Linked DNA regions of Mus musculus: all the other regions are linked to region 1. The links are chromatin loops, found by intact Hi-C in ENCODE. Cell type or tissue: heart. All regions are shown on one strand. Links, peaks and the distances in the headings refer to the core of each region. The heading gives the core; the rest is flanking DNA. Region 1 holds the start of Zfp444 (zinc finger protein 444). Region 2 holds the start of Zfp28 (zinc finger protein 28). Region 3 holds the start of Epn1 (epsin 1).

The links. A loop is a pair of places that touch in the nucleus more often than their neighbours do. Peaks named below come from ENCODE experiments on the same cell type or tissue, not always from the same donor. Only the 100,000 strongest peaks of a DNase experiment are listed, where the experiment ranks them.
Region 2: it touches region 1 in a loop (1.8-fold over the local background); 2 of 42 quality-filtered maps call a loop at or near these places.
Region 3: it touches region 1 in a loop (4-fold over the local background); 7 of 42 quality-filtered maps call a loop at or near these places.

The regions. Positions count from the first base shown.
Region 1 is chr7:6,169,069-6,174,645 of GRCm38, reverse strand. It overlaps Zfp444 (zinc finger protein 444), which reads right to left and starts at 2,133. Exons shown (of 4, transcript NM_028316.3): 1 at 2,072-2,133. In heart, for the core only: a CTCF peak has its summit at 2,999; DNase peaks (open chromatin) are centred at 2,325 and 3,005; H3K4me3 peaks cover 2,558 bases; H3K27ac peaks cover 2,301 bases.
Region 2 is chr7:6,378,529-6,384,105 of GRCm38, reverse strand. Zfp78 (zinc finger protein 78) reads right to left here. Exons shown (of 5, transcript NM_001025163.1): 5 at 1,501-5,577. The coding sequence ends at 4,615. It overlaps Zfp28 (zinc finger protein 28), which reads right to left and starts at 788. Exons shown (of 7, transcript NM_175247.3): 1 at 505-788. The coding sequence starts at 712. In heart, for the core only: CTCF peaks have their summits at 709 and 2,482 (motif pointing right); a DNase peak (open chromatin) is centred at 835; H3K4me3 peaks cover 1,363 bases; H3K27ac peaks cover 982 bases.
Region 3 is chr7:5,077,268-5,082,844 of GRCm38, reverse strand. U2af2 (U2 small nuclear ribonucleoprotein auxiliary factor (U2AF) 2) reads right to left here. Exons shown (of 12, transcript NM_133671.3): 12 at 2,900-3,663. The coding sequence ends at 3,529. Epn1 (epsin 1) reads right to left here and starts at 2,610. Exons shown (of 12, transcript NM_010147.4): 1 at 2,368-2,610; 2 at 724-827. In heart, for the core only: no CTCF peak of the experiment used is centred there; a DNase peak (open chromatin) is centred at 2,694; H3K4me3 peaks cover 2,037 bases; H3K27ac peaks cover 1,327 bases.

The DNA.
Region 1 (5,577 bases), core at 1,004-5,003:
TTTTTTTTTTTAAAAGATTTATTTATTTATTTTATGTATATGAGTACACTGTTGCTGTCTTCAGATGCACCAGAAGAGGGCATCAGATCCCATTACAGATGGTTGTGAGCCACCATGTGGTTGTTGGGAATTGAACTCAGCACCTCTGGAAGAGCAGCCAGTGCTCTTAACCGCTGAGCCATCCCTCCAGCCCCTTTACCTTCCTTTTTAAAAGTCTCTTATGGAACCTAAAGCCTGCCTTTTCATCTGCGATGAGAAGCCAGTGAACACACACTGAGGTGCCCTTGTGCTGCTCAACCTTTACCCAGTTCTGATTGTCCTCAGCTTGTACTTTAGCCCATTGAGCCATCTCCCCAGCATCTGTTTTTGGTTTGTTTTCGTTTTACTTTTATTCTATTAAATGCGTAACTTTCAGTGTCCCCTTCTTCTACCTCTCTCTCCTACACTTCGACCCTGATGTTCATTCTCTCTGAATCCATCAATGGTCCTTCAAAAGGCCAGGAATCTGCACTGGGCACTCTGTGCCCTGAGCTGCACAACTCACCAAATATTTACTCAGAGGACAAGGGCTTCGGAATTGGAACCGATTCCAGCTGCGTACCAGCAATGTGTCCTCGGTCAAAGAACAACTGCTCCTTTCAAAGACTAATCTCCATCTCCTTGGCTGTAAAATGGGAGCAATAATCGAGGTTGGAAAGTCAAGTAAAATAAAGAGCAAAAAAGTACCCCAGAGCATGGCTGGAGAGGTGGCTCAGCAGTTAAGAGTACTGGTTGCTGCTTTTCCAGAGGACCTGGGTTCAATGCCCAGCACCCACATGGCAGCTCACAACTGAAACTCTAGAATCAGAGGATGCAGTAAACACATATGCAGGCAAAATATGGATGCACGTTAAAATAAAAATAAATCATTAAAAGAAAAAAAAAGTACCCAGAACACCACCTGGCAATAAACAAACCCCACCTATTGCATTTACTATCAACACACATTAACCCTCCAACTCCTTGTGAGTCATTTACGTAAAGCCACTGTGAAACAAGCGCCCAAGACTAAATTGTAAATTGGAATAGGTGTTAAAATAGCATATAAAAAGGAGTGAAGACTGGCAGTGGTGGCTCATGCCTTTAAGCCCTGCTCTTGGGAGGCAGAGGCAGGCGGATTTGAGTTCAAGGCCAGCCTGGTCTACAGAGTGAGTTCCAGGACAGCCAGGGTTATACAGAGAAACTCTGTCTTGAAAAACCAAAAAAAAAAAAAAAAAAAGTTAAGATGAGTATTTTTGTTTGTTTGTTTTTAAATTCAATTACTTTCACCGGTTTAAAGCTTGGCATGGCTCTCGAGTGTGATTAAGGCCAGCCTGGGCTACAGGAGACCATACCCAAAACACCATCATCAACAACAACAAAAACCCTGAACAAAACAAAAAAACTAGGCCAACGCTTGTAATCTGAGCACGTGAGAGGCTGAGCCAGGAGGATCAGAACCGAGAGATTTAAGTCCCTCTTATCCTGTTAAAACCTGTCTCCAAGCCCCTTCTGCACATTAATGAATTTCGCCTCTCGCGACAAGCTAATGAGGCGGATACGCTTGTAATGAAGAAATACTTATCCTCCAGAACCTCAACTCGACAGAAGTGCGTGTGAACGTGTGACCAGCACACAGGACTAGCCACCTGCACCGGTCTACGCTGCTATGGCACGGTGCCCCTGGATAGACCCCTTCCCGCAATCCTTTTCGAAGAGGTTAGAGGTCCCGGCGCCCCAGGATTTCTCAGTGGGGTCCAACTTCCACTCCACTCTCAGTTTCCAACCATCCCAGGGCTCCCCCTCGAACATCCCAGCCCCCTCCCGCTGCCCAGCCTCCCCAGGCCTCCAACTCTCCCGCGTCTGCATCTCGCGTTCCTCCCGCTCCCCGGCCCGCCCCCAGAACCCCACCTCCAGCCTCCTATCATCCCCCTCCCCCAAGCCGCCCATCCCTCCCTTCCTCTCCCTCCTCCAGACCTGGGTACCCCTCCCCGTGGTCCGCCCGTTCCCCGTACACCGGACTCCCCAGCCCTTCCTTTTCCCTCTAGCTCACCTCACTCTCCTGGGCGAGGCCCCCCAAACAACCTCACCTTCCCGCACATGCGCACAAAGCTCATCGGGACTCCATGCCCCAGCAGGCTTTGCGCCAAATTCACCCGTACTTCCCCGCCCCCACGTCCCCTCACTCTCTACACTAGGAATCGCTAATTCTACCCAACACTTCCCACCTCTCCCAGCTGGAAACTACATCTCCCAAGAAACATCGCGACAAAGCGGCTTTCCATTAGCCCTACTGTGATGAGTCCTGTACGCTCGTGCGTCCCGAGCTAGCCAGAAAACTACATTTCTTAAAGTGTAAAGAAGAAAACCCGATTCCTATTGGCTCACACAGGCGCAAACAGAGCGCTTCTGATTTTGGACTACATTTCCCAGATTTCACGTGGATTTCCTTCCTCTACCATCCCTCACAAGACACCCCGCCGGCTGACTTCTGGCAAACGCGGACGGGTCGGGGAGGGATAAGAGGAATCTGTGGTTTCGTTGTCGTGGAAACCGGGGGAGGCAGCACACTTGGGAGACCCGCCTCCAGGACCTTTAAGCGCCTATAGAGGAGGTCGTGGAGGCTATGCCAGAGTTCTCCTCAGATCAGCAGTGGGAGATCCGTCTCCTTGACAACAGTTGCAGTATCGCCCTCCCGCTCCAGTACTAGGTTAAAGGAAGGTTGAGGCTGGTCAACGAAACCTGACCTCTGAGAATTAGTTCGCTCGTCCCATACTGTCAGTCCACTCTCTAGCCTCAGTTTCCCGTCTTGTGAATAGGAAGGAAAATATTACGTGTCAAACGGCGCTTGTGTAGCCCCCTACGGACACTGAAGCCTCAGTTTCCCTACCTCAGAAAAGGCAAGAAGGTTTTGAGTTTGCTCTTTGTAATATGTATGGGTGTTTCGCTGAGTCGGTGCACCATGTGCTCGCAGTACCCACGGAGGCCAGAAAGCGGCGTGGGATTCCCTTAGACCTGTATTACAGACGGTTGTGAGCCACATGTAGGTGCTAGAAGGACGTCTAGAATAGCTTGTGCTTCGTTGTTAACCTCTTTGTCATCTTTCCAGCCCTACCCCTACCTACTACCCCAACGCACCACATACACACGTACTCGCAGGAGCGCAAGAAGGTTATGAGACTTTCTGTTTACGTGATAGATGGCTCTTACAAGCTAGTGGGGCAGACAGAGACTCTCCCCTCCTCACTGGACTTCGAAAAAAGGTGACATTGGCACACAAAGGAAATCATGTGAAGCAGAGTTGTTATTGTCCTTACCAAATTCGTGGATGGACAATACCATTGCCCTAGTTTCTATTTACTCACTAGTTTACAGCTTAGAGACGGATCTATCCCCACAACAGCTAAACTTAATCCTGTCCCACCTCTCTGCCCTCTCTGTCCCTCATCTTGGTAAGTGTGCTAACCACACAAGCTGCTTTGCTATTTGAAGAGCGAGCCTGCAATACCACATTCTTTTCCTAGTGGTGCTTTTCACATACTAGTTGGATTCTTTTCGTATATGATTTAAAACTTTTTTAAGACGGAGTCTCTTGTAGCCCAGATTAGTCTCCAACTCACTGTCTGGCTAAGGATGATCCTCTGCCTCCGCCTCCAGAATGCCAGAATTTGAAGTGTGAACTACCATGCCCAGCTTTATTTTCACGTTTATCTATATTGGCTTTTTTTTTTTTTACTACATATTTATTGTGATTTAGTGTGTGTGTGTGTGGGGGGGGTATGAGTGTGTATGCGTGTCACAGTTTGTTACATGGAGGACAGTGTGTGTGTGGGGGGGGGTATGAGTGTGTATGCGTGTCACAGTTTGTTACGTGGAGGACAGTGTGTGTGTGGGGGGGGTATGAGTGTGTATGTGTGTCACAGTTTGTTACGTGGAGGACAGTGTGTGGGGGGGGGTATGAGTGTGTATGCGTGTCACAGTTTGTTACGTGGAGGACAGAGGGCTGCTTTCAGGAGTTGGTTCTCTTTCCCCAGGCAGAGACGGGATTGAAAGCAGGATACCAGGCTTGGCTGCGGGTGCCTTTACTCACTGAGCGATCTCAGTGGCCCAATTTCCTTCCTTTGTAAAACTGAAAATTGTAATCTCAGCACGTGGGAGGTGGACACAGGAAGATCAGGAGGTTGAGGTCTTCCCCTCCACTATACAGTGAGTTTGAAGCCAGCTTGGGCTACATGAGACTCTTTCTCAAAAACCTGAGATGGCTCAGCTAAGTAAAAGTGCTTGCTGCCAGGCGGGGCAAGCTTTGATGCTGGCAACCATATGGCAGAAGAAAATAACTGACTTACGTGTGTGTGTGTGTGTGTGTGTACATATATATTATTTAAAAATTAATTTATCAAGCAGGGCATGGTGGTGCACGCCTTTAATCCCAGCACTTGGGAGCCAGAGGCAGGTGGATTTCTGAGTTCGAGGCCAGCCTGGTCTACAGAGTGAGTTCCAGGACAGCCAGGACTGCACAGAGAAACCTGTCTCAAAAAAAAATTATTTTATGTGTATGGGGGTGTTGTACAAGCACTCTTCACTACTGAACCATATCTCCAGCCACTGAACTTAAAACAAACAAGCAAACAAACAAACAAAAAAGAAAACAGCAACAAAGTCTGGGACATGGCTTAGTATTAAAAAGTTTGCTTAACATGTTTTAAGGCCCTGAGTTCATCCCTAGCACTGCAAAGAACAGAACTAAATAAGATTCGGTTGTATGAATATGGACCATTTTGCTTCTCCATGCATGAGAGGGTTCCTTTAGACACAGGAGGGATTTTATCTCTTGTTTAAAACCGTCCAATATACACTTTGAGTTTCTCCTGTACGGTCACCCACATGTCTGACTCTCTCAGATCCAAGTTCCTGTTCCAAATGCAGTGTCTTTGTTCACATCAGCAGAAACAAACAATCCTCAGAAGCTGCAGCCTGGGCCAGGGCAAGGGGACAGAGCAAATAGACTAGGAGGAAGCTTCCAGCCTATACTCCCCACTTGGCCAGGTGCCTGTAGGCTGGGTACAAAGTTCACACAGGCCAGCAGCCCAGCAGCTCTCCTCCCACTCCTTCACTGCTGTAATGGAGTGACCACCTGCATAGATTCACATTCTCCCCACCTCTCCAGAGTAGGGTTTTTTTTTTTTTTTTTTGGTTTTTCGAGACAGGGTTTCTCTGTATAGCTCCGGCTGTCCTGGAACTCACTTTGTAGACCAGGCTGGCCTCGAACTCAGAAAACTGCCTGCCTCTGCCTCCCGAGTGCTGGGATTAAAGGCGTGTGCCACCACGCCCGGCTTCAGAGTAGGGTTTTAATAAAGATATTTTCATATAGGTTTAAGGATGGGGTTGGATAAATGGCTTAGAGGTTGAAAGTGGGCTGAAGAGATGGCTCAGCAGTTAAGAACACTGACTATTCTTCCAGAGGTCCTGAGTTCAATTCCCAGTAACCACATGGTGGCTCCCAACCATCTGTAATGGGATCCAGTGCCGTCTTCTGGGATGCAGGTGTACATGCAGATA
Region 2 (5,577 bases), core at 540-4,539, 210 kb before region 1:
CCCTTATTACCCTGTGCGGGAGTAAGGACAGGGTAGGATGTGGAATCAGGTTGTCTCTTTTCTCGTCTTACTTGCATGAATATATGTGCACCACGTGTGTGTGCCTGATGCCCACAAAGTTCAGAGGAGAATGTTCTATCCCCTGCAATAGGAGTTAGGGATGGTTGTGACTCACTATGTGGGTGCTAGGAACCTCTGCAAGAGGAACAAGTACAATGGCTAAGCCATCTCTTGTCGCACTGGGAGTTTCATTTCTTGAAGCATTGACATGGATACAAGTCTAAACTAAGTTGACCCTGTAGTTGTCAACGTCCCTCCAGCACCTCTGCCTGACTTCTCTGCCTCAAGTTGAGCTTTCGAGGATTGGTTATTTAACCATCACAATCACGCGCCCAGAGACACCATCTCCAGCACCAAGGCCTCGAGAACCATCGGACCTTACCCTTCCTTCACACCCAGAATAGATTCATCTTTGTCCACTCAGCCCAGAAACATGACACTCACCTTTGTGCGCGGTCCCCGAGGTCACTGCTCCTTGCTGATCCTGGGAGGCCAGGCTGTTCCTGGAGCGCGGCCTTCCCCGGTCGGGGCTCCCAGGAGCAACTACAGTCCCCGCCGCCGGACCTCCACCAGGCCTGGCCTTTGTGCAGAGGGCGCCACGCCCCAGGAGGGCCCAGGGTTCGCATGACACTACACTCGCCATTCCCTGCATGTCACGCGAGGGGCGCACGCTCTCCTAGCCAGGCTGCAGACACCCTTCAAGGCCGCTGCTCAGGGACACACCCCCGGCAACACCCACGCCCGCCACGCCCTCGCCAGCCACGCCCTCGCCCTGCCCAACCCCGCCCTAAAAGATCGGACCCTCAGGCAGTTCCTCCGGAACGCACCGGAAGTGGACTTTGCTTGAGCACAAGGCCCCCTGGGAAGTGTAGTCCCCAGCGGAGAAATCCTTTAGAGCCCAGCTGGTTTTTACAAGACCCTGTGGGAGAACCGCGGGACCCTGCCGGAAACACGAGTCCCGCGAAATTCAAAACAGTTCCTCAGAGGCTTCTGGGAGTCCTGGTGACAATTGGAGCGTACGAGTGCAGCGGCAGGGCTAGTGGCGCGCGATTTGAGGTTGTTTGGAGGAAGGGGAGTTGGAGGATGCTGTGAATTGGGCTGGGGCAATGCGGGCTTTTGGCAAGTCCACAGTGGTTCTGGTTGCATGTACTTTTCAGTTTGGGATTCAGTTGCTGCCATTGCAATCTTCACCTCTCCACTAGACCACCTCGACTTTAGTGCCTAGTGTTCAAAATGCCCCTCTGTATGTACTACCAAGTTTTAGGTCTGCAGGTTTCCCCAGGTTTTCTTCTGCGGTGCCTCTTTAATATGTTCACTCTTGCCTTTAATCGCAGTGCCCGGGAGTAAGAGACAGCCGGATCTCAGAATTCGAGACCAACCTGATCTGCAGAGCGAGTTCCAGGACAGTCAGGGCTACACAGAGAAACGGGGAAGCGGGGTGAGGTGAGGGGAGCGCAGTTTATTCTTTGTCGGTTTCATACATGTATATATACTGTATCTTGATCATATCCAACACATCTCCTCTCCCAACCATCCCCAATACTTCCACATTCCTTTTGCCACCCCACCACACTTTTTTTTTAAATATAGCCCTGTTAGTGCCGCCTACCAGTATACCAGTGGAGTGTGACATGAACAATCTACCAGAGGCCACATCCCCAAAGAAAAATGACTCCCACTCTCTCAGCTGCCATCATTTGCTTATAGCTCCTCAGCTAGGTGTGGAGGGGTACGCCCTTCCTCTATCAATGGCTATAATATTGATCGGCGCTGGTAATTACCAGCAATCTTGTGCTGGTAATCAGTTTCTATGAGTTCATGAGCACAACATGCCCAAAACCATTCCACAGCACTCCTTGCCATTCTCAGACTCTTACATTCTTTCTCCTTCGTCTAATACGATGTTCCCAGACCCTTGAGAAGGTATACAAGAATGTCCCATTTAGGACTGTGAGCTGCCTATTTTTGTCATTCAGTTATCATCTGAGAGAGTGTTGTGTGGCTCTGGATGTTCTGGAACTCACTCTGTAGACCAGGCTGGCCTCGAACTCGGAGATCTGCCTGCCTCTGCCTCTGGAAGGGCTGGTTTTAAAAGTGTGTGTCACTACCGCTGAGCAAGCAGAATATTCTTTATATAAAATGTTTGAGAACAAAAGTGTTATTTTTTTTTCTGAGTGGTAAATATGTGCATACCGTAATGAAATATTTTAGAAAAGAAACCAACATCTAAATATAAAACCATTTATGCTTCACAAACACCTCATATAACCAGAAGGAAATTTTATACTAAAAAATTCTTAAGCAAAAACAATATTGCAGCATTGTCACCACAAAGATTTTTTGAAAGGTTGGTTTATTATTTTATGTAAATGATGCTCTATCTGTATGTACATCCGCTTTCCAGAAGAGGGCATCAGATCCCAGGATAAATGGTTGTGAGCCACCATATGGTTGCTGGGAATTGAACTCAGGATTTTGGGAAGAGCAGACTGCTCTTAACATCTGAGCCATCTCTCCAGCCCCTGAAAGACTTGCTTTTATTTTATGTGGATGAGTGTTTTGTCTTCATGTATTGTGTGCATTGCGTGCCTACAGTTCTTGTGGAGCCCAGAAAAGAGCATCCCCTGGAAGTTGGGTTACAGACAGTTGTGAGCTGCTATATGGGTGCTGGGACCCAAATCCAAGTCCTCTGCAAAACCAGCAAGCGCTCTTAACCACTGAGCCATCTCGCCAGCCCTGGCAATTTGATAACAAATTGGGTGGGGGGTAGAGGAAGAGAATGAACTTAGGATAAACAAGGAAAGGCAGGCATACAGTCCAACAGAACCTACCATGAGATGGACTTTACAAAAACCACCCAGAGTCCTCTGGAACAACGAGAATGGAAGTTTGTGTCCCCTGTTTTCCTATTTCTGCAGTGTGTACTCATCTTGCATGTGATCTTTCAGTTTGTTTTTATCCAAGGCCTCGCTATGTAGCCCTGACTGCCCTAGAACTCTGTAAACCTGGCTGATCTCTAACTCAGAGACCCATCTGTCTCTACCTCCAGAGTGCTGAAATGAGATGTGTGTGCCTCCAAACACAGCCACAATCACCCTTTCAAATTTTACTTTTATTTATTTATTTGTATATATGCATTTGTAGGCTTGATTGCCCATGTGCGTGTGTGTGGAGACCATTAGTCGGTGTTGGGAGTCTGTCGCCCTCCACCTTACATTTTGAGATAGGATCTCATGGTAAGCCTGGGGCTCCCTGTTTCGGCTAGACTGGCCTGCTGGGGGCTTGTTAGTAAATATAAGAATGTTTCTTTTGTGACCTAGACTATATATACACATGTGTATTTTTTCCCAAATAAATTCTAATTCTTTGTTCCAGTCTTTAACTTCTAGGCACTTCCTAAAACAGATTCTACGTACCAGACCAGATTTAATTTCTTTACCAATAAGAAAACATAACCTTTAGGATCATTAGAAAGCTTCCATCTTAAATACACTACACATACTAATTGTTCCACCTGAAGACACTTTCAGTTTCTAAATTGTTGTCATCACCTAAGTTCCAAATTTGAGAGGCCATGGTTTAGAAATAATTTTTCTGGTCTAACACATTTTCTAAGCACCCCTATGGGTCAGTGTATTGAAGTCCTTTCATTTTATGTTCTCTTGGTATCTATTTCATTGAAGTTTTAACTTTCCCAGGCTGGAGGTGTAGGTCAGTCACCTTTGACACTTCCTAGTATCACACCATCCACAAGTGGCTCAAGCTGGTGCCAAGAACAAGAACCCGTCAAAGGGGGCTGCCTGCCTTCACTGCTCCCTTTAAATGCACTGCTGAAGATGGACTGGGCACATATGTCGCAATGATCACTTTCTACACCTGAGATGACCTCCCAGAACTCATGCCTGCTTGTTGCGACTCAACAAAGGAAATCTGTAACCCTGGGCCCAATAAAGCATTGGCTCAGGGATACCCCCTCATGTTCCTTTGCCTCTGTGTGTGGCCTCTCTGTGTTCTGTGCTGATGTGTCTCCTAATCATTGAAGGGATGTTCTCCATCCAAACTTAATACAGTCAATCATGTGGCTAAACATTTTATGTGCATTAAATAAACATTTTACAATGAGTATTAGAAGAGTTACATAAATAACATGTATATTTTTAAAAAGAAATTTTCTGACTGTAAAATAAATGAGTAATAAACTTGAAGGAAACAAGATGGATTACAGACATTTGAAAAAGTCCAAGCAAAACAATTGTGTTTTGGATCAGGAGGCTAAGGGGCCAAACCTAAATGGAAATACTTAGCAGGTATATGCACAGGACCTGAGGACAGGGAGGGATGCCTGAGATGACTGCATCAAGAACTCACCAATGATGGGTGGTTTAGGAACATTTACTGAAGATTTCTCCCCATCCCTTACATTCCTAAGAGCTCTTTGACCTGTGTGAGATCTTCCATGTAGAGTACAGTGAACAATCTGGTTGAAAGCTAAATTCTCTGATGAACGCTACAGGTTCGTAGGCGGCTAAAGGGTTTGCCATGGGGGACACATTTTTACAGTTTCTTTCCAGTGTGATACCTTTGGTGGCAATTAAGGGATGACTTTCTTCTGAAGGCCCTTCCACATTTCTCACATACATAGGGCCTCTGACCAGTGTGAAGTCTCTGATGCTGAGCACGGGAGGAGCCATCACCAAATGCCTTTCCACATTCCGCACATTTGTAAGGCTTCTCTCCAGTATGGACCCTCTTGTGTCTTATAAGATAGGCAGCATGTGTGAAGGTTTTGCCGCATTCATTACACTCATAAGGTTTCTCTCCTGTATGGATTTTCTGATGTCTGGCAAGATAGGCACTTCTATTGAAAAATTTACCACACTGCTTACATTCAAAAGGTTTTTCTCCCGTGTGGTTTCTCTGATGAATAGTCAGCTGGGAACTCTCCCTAAAGGTCTTCCCACATTCGTTACATTCATAGGGCTCTTCTCCAGTATGAATTCTTGAGTGAACAACAAGGTGTATACTCTGCCGAAAAGCTTTCCCACAGTCCTTGCATTTATATGGTTTCTCTCCAGAATGTACTCTTTGGTGGCCAGTGAGTGACATGCTGTGGTTAAAGGCTTTCCCACAGATTTCACACTTGTAAGGTTTCTCACCCGTGTGAATCCTGTGGTGCTGAGCCAGGTGGGCAGGCTGCCTGAAGGACTTTGCGCACTCCTTACATTTATACGGTTTTTCTCCGGTGTGAATTCTCCGGTGTACAGTGAGGTATGAATTCTGGCTGAAGGCTTTCTTACATTCCTCACACTGGAAGAGTTTCTCGTGGGTGTGTGTTGTGTGGTGCTGAGCCAGGTGGTGGCTCTGCTTGAAGGCCTTTCCGCAGACGGTGCATTGATATGGTTTCTCCCCCGTGTGAATTCTCTGGTGAACTGTAACAGCTGAGCTGTGGGTGAAGGTTTTCTCACATTCATTACATTTAAAAATGGTCTTCCCTGCCCAGATTTTCTTGTATTTCCA
Region 3 (5,577 bases), core at 805-4,804, 1.1 Mb after region 1:
GAGAGAAGCAAACAACCCTGGGACAGGAGTCATGGCAAAAGAGGCCAATGATGGGATTTAAAAAAATGGTAGGGAGACAGAGGAGATAGCCTGAGGCAGTGGGAGACTGGGGAGTGGGGGTGCCCAGGGGACTAGGTGTCCAGAGGGTAGGGAGGGAAGCTCAAGGGAGCAGAGAGATAAGAAATGTAGGAGTCCCCACTAATGGATACCAACTGTGCCACGAGGCACATATCATCTAACAATGAATGTAGACAATGGCCTCATGGAAGTTTAATAACTTGGTCAAGGTCATATCATAAATGCAAAAGCAGACTCAACAATCAAACCCATATTACCTGTATAAACTCATTTTTTTGTGGGTTGGGGGGAGGGGGTGACACAACATCTCTCTACATGGCCTTGACTGTCCTGGAACTTGAAGAGCTAAATCCATGTGTCCCTCCCCTCCCAAGTACGGAGTTAAAGGTGTGTGCCATTAAACTCATGCTTTTAAATTAACCTAAATAAACTAACCTGTGCTGTGACCAGCTGTCAGAAAGCATCAAGGGCAGAAATCAAGCAAATGAGGGGAATATTAACAAGCACTTCCACAACCTTTACATCCTTCTAGGCACCCATTAAGTCCTTTGCGCTATCAACTCAATCCTTACAAATCCATGACTCACAGCCACTTTACACAGGAGGGAACAAGGGCACATTAGCACCTTGCCCAGGGACACACACCTCACAACTGGAGCAGCCTGGGTCCAGAGTAGACTCCGATCACCAGTCTGTGCCTCTCCAACAAGCCATGGAGGGAGATTTACTGAGCCCTACCATGATCCAACCTGAAGGAAGACATAGGAGAATAGGAAAGGCTGCTCTTTACCTTGAATTCAGGCCAGAAAATGGAGCACCTGCAAACAGGCATAACTAGGCAAAGAAAAAAAAAAAAAAAAAGCAGCTGGGTCCCAAGTCAGGCCTGGACAGACACCAGAAGACAAACATATGACAAACATAAGGAGACTGGGGGAGGGGAGAGAAAGGGAGGGAGAAAGGGAGAGAAAGAGGGAGGGGGGGAGAGAGAGAAGAGAAGAGAAGAGAAGAGAAGAGAAGAGAAGAGAAGAGAAGAGAAGAGACACACCAAAACTCGGGCAAAAAGAAAGCAATACAGCGAGGCAGGAGGACAGGGAGGACAGAAAGACAGGGACCCTGAAACAAAACACACACATGACACCCAGGGCTGGGGGGGGGTGGGAAGAGATATAACTTAAAAGAACACAAAATTTGCACTCAAATCCCGGCCACATAAGCAACCAGCAAAACAACCCTGTGACTCAGTTCACCTAACTGTGTAACAAAGGGAGGGGTGCTGCCCGGCAAGCTTGCTGATTAAATAAGACGGGTACATAAAGAACTTGGTTCTGTGCCCCACAGATAGTAGGCGCTCGGTACTCCTGGCTGCTATTATTATCAGAAAAAACATTTCCAAAAGGGTGGCATCTAAAGACGCACTATCCTAACACCAACTACCTACTTCAAGCATGTTCAAAAAAAACATACTAAATCTCACAAATGCTGCTGAAAATGGGGCCATTTTCCACAGTTAATTTAGAATTTCTTATTAAACAGTACAAACAATATAGTGAGTCCCCAAGGGGGACTCAAAAACCTGGTATCAAATACTAAGCGAGACAAAATCTCTAGTAACTAGAGCTACTAATAATCACATGCTTAACTCCAGGCCAGACACTGTAAGGCACTTTACCAGGACCACTCCAATGCGCAGAGACCCTGTGGTGCAGGAATTATGAATGCTTCCGTTTAGAAGACTAGGAAAACTGAAGACCAAGGCAAGCAGCGGGGGCTTTGGAATCCACAGCCAGAGCTCTTGTCAGAACACCAGAGACTCAGAAACCTGGGAAGCACATCCTAAGCAAAAGCAGTGGGTTCCTAGAAAGGAATTTTGGGCCTGGGGACGACAGCAATGACCCGGAGAGAAATAATGCACCAAGAGGGAGACCAGTCTGGGGAAATGAAGACACAGAAACCCAGAAAATACAAGCATTGCATGCATCCTGACAGGAACACGGAGCAATCCAAGACACAAACAGCACTCGGATCTCCAAGCCCTTTTGTACAAACACAGAAACACAGAAGCAGAGCAACACAGACAGCAGGGCCACGCGAGACGGGGACACTGACAATCCCAAAAAAAGACACACACCGGCAGGCAAACCCGACCCGGGCACAGCGGTACAAAAGCAGCCACAAGCCATCAGCGGCTGGAACACCGGCTCCGAGGCTGGCTGGACCCGCGCGCGCCACGGCCCAGGCCGGAACACCGGACTTGCCGCGACGGAGGCCAGCATTGCGCCCCTCGCTCACCTCGGCCCGCTTATACCGGGCTTCCAGGGGTCATGACGGTCAGCCCCCTGCCCCCGCTCGGCCTCGGTGTCGCGGGGCGCGCGCCGAGCTGCGGGAAGCAGAAGTGCGCACGTGCGCACGCACAGACGCACGGAGGGCCGCACAGCGACGGCCCCGCCGCCCCGGCGCCCGGGAGGGGCGCAGAGAGCCGGGCGGGGGAGGGGAGCCGCCGAGCGGACGGGAAGCAACCGAAGGTGGCAGCGGACCGGAAGCGGAAATGAACTCACGTGCCCCGCCCTCTGCACTTCGCCCGGCAGCCTCCACTTCCGCGACCAAACCCACCCCGGCACCATTTCCGGCGCACGGGACTGCGCGTCCTTATGCCCTTGCGTCACTTCCGCATCTACGCAGCAGTGGAGACGCGTAAAGGTCCAAGCCTTGAAGCCTCCACTGTGGCTACCCTCGCGGGACCCTCAGGCCTGCCTCCTTCCCTGGGTGCCACCCTCCACACCCTCGGCCGAAAGAGACGGGCGGACACACTGGACACAGATGAGGATCCATAAAGTAAAATACAACAAAATGTTTAATGAGCAAATTCGTATTAGCAAATATGAAACTGCCACAGAGAGGGGGAGCGGGACAGAGACCACGGGTTGAGTCAGGAAGACTAAGGAGAAGAACCAACTACTTAAGAAACCAGGGTGGAGAACAGGAAGGACCAGAAGCCAAAGGACGGGAGCTGTGGTCCTGCAAAGGGAGAGGGCAGGGCACTGAGGGCCAGACAACAAAATTCAAAATAGTTTGGCCATAAAATATAAACACGCTATGTTCCTACCATGGGGGAAGAGAGGAGGAAAGGGGTGTAAGGGATAAGAGGCTGTTTGGGAAGGGGCTGTGGAGGTCCTACCCGCCCTGCTGTGCACACAGTCCCCATCCCAGCCCGTTCCCTCTGTGTCTGTGTGGGTGCATGTGTCTGTGTGGGCCTGTGTGCACTTGCCCAGTCCCCTTCCTGCCCTAGCCCCCCACCCCCCACCCCCCTTAATTGCTGCCATTCCAGTTGCTGCCGGCTGTCATTCGGCTGTCACTCCTCTGCCCATCTTCTTCAAGAGGGGGGAAAGGAGGAGGGGACAGGTGGGGGGAAAGTCCCCAGCCAGCCCTGCCCCCACCCTCCCCCAGCCACCTCTACCAGAAGTCCCGACGGTGGTAAGAATCAGGGTCACAGTATTTTGTGACCACCACTCTGTTGGCGAACTTGCGACCGGTTAGACCCTGCATGGCTTTCTGGCAGTCAAACACAGAGGTGAACTCCACGAAGATCTGTAGGAACAAGAGGCATATCTGTGAACAAGGTTGGCTCCTAGCATCTACTCAGCATTCATTTAAAGTACAGAATCAGCACAGGAAATGAGAGAACACCTCACCACACTGCACAGAGGACTTCAGTTCAGTATGAGGGTGTTTACCCAAACGTTCTCCAGTACCCAAGAACAAGGCACAGAAGCGAGACATCACAGAAATGAAGAAAACCAGGCAGGCCTGAGTCACTTAAGTACACGGGGCAGTGGCCAGAGGCAAGACCCCAGAGGAGAGAAGGGGTCACTTCTGCATCATGCACCCTACAGTGTTCCCCAAGCCACAACTGTCATGTTCTCCCCACAGACAAGGTAAGGAAAGCTCAGAAATTAGGACTCAAGCCCAACCTGAATTAAAACAGGTTCATCTATCCATGTTGACAAGCCTGCTTGAACCACTCAATCACCTTAAAGGAAATGATTACAATGAAGGTCCCCTAACATGGGAACTGCATGACTACCGCACTACTTTAACAAACCAGTTGACTTCAGAAGAGAGTGGAGAGAATATGAGATAAAAGTGATAGAAACTTTATGGGGCCAGCAAAATGGCCCTACAATTCCGGCATCCTGCATTCAACCCGACTCCTTCCCAAAACACTGTCCTATGCTTGCACAAAAACAAAAACAAGTGAGTTAAAAGGGGCTGGAGAGAGAGGGCTCAACAGTTAAGAGCACTGACTGCTCTTCCAGCGGTTCTGAGTTCAATTCACAGCAACCACACAGTGGCTCACAACCATCTCTAATGGGATCCGATGACGTTTTCAGGTGGGTCTGGCAGCGACAGTGTACTCACATACATTAAATAAATCTTTTTAAAAAATCTGTTAAAAAGAAACTGCAACCAAAATCAGGATTTGGACCTTACTGAAACAAGACATTTTAGAGATAGTAACATTTAAACAGAACTTAGGTAGACTAGACACCAAGGAATTAAATGAAGACTGTTTTACTATAATAGCATTCTTTAAAAAAACCAAGGTTATGGGTTTAGCCCGCTGGTTCTGGGGACAGAGATAATAAGCACTGTCTGTTAACACAGAAGTGTAGCTAGCACCTACTCTTTAAGCTTTAAGTACTCTTTAAGCTTTAAGTACTCACTGCATAATCCAGGTGTGAGGATACACATCTGCAATCCCAGCAGGGAGGCTGAGGCAAGATCACTAGCCCAAGATCAGTAGGGACTATGCAGTAAAACCCCATCTCAAAGCAGAAACAACCCCCCCCCCCAATATTGATAACTTAAAGCTGGATAATATACACTAAGCATCAGCATCAATCTCATATACTTTTAGAAGTTTAAGAATAGAACAAAGGTTAATATGGTAGCTAAGTGACACTAGTTCAAAGCTAGCCAAGCTGAGGCACCATAGTAAAACCCCATCTCAAATGAAAATCAATACACTCTCTCCCCCCGACAAAGAGTTAGCCGCTCAAGAGGCCAGTCTGTGCATTCAGAGATCCTGTATTTATTTACTCAATCCCCATTTAAGGCAGGCTTCCATTAAGGTGCCAGCCTGAATCAGAAAGAGTGGCATATCAAATACAGGCAAAGAAGCAGTCAAGAGGCTTTTTTAGTCAGATAGTCTTCTTCCTTTTGACTACTGCACCAGACCTCTGCTGCATTCCCAAGATTCATTTGAAACCTGCCCAGCCTCCCCATGTCTGAGTTTCTATCAATCCTCACCCACTTGGGAGTTCCCATCTACCCAGCTAACTGCTTCCTAGCTGACTCTATTAGGATATCTAAGTAACCTCAGAGGCAGTAGGCCTAAAAATGGCTCCACCTCACCTGTCACTCCCATCTCCACAAACTCATCCATTTCTCATTGCCCATTATAGTCACCACATCACTATGGACACAGAGATATTCTGAATG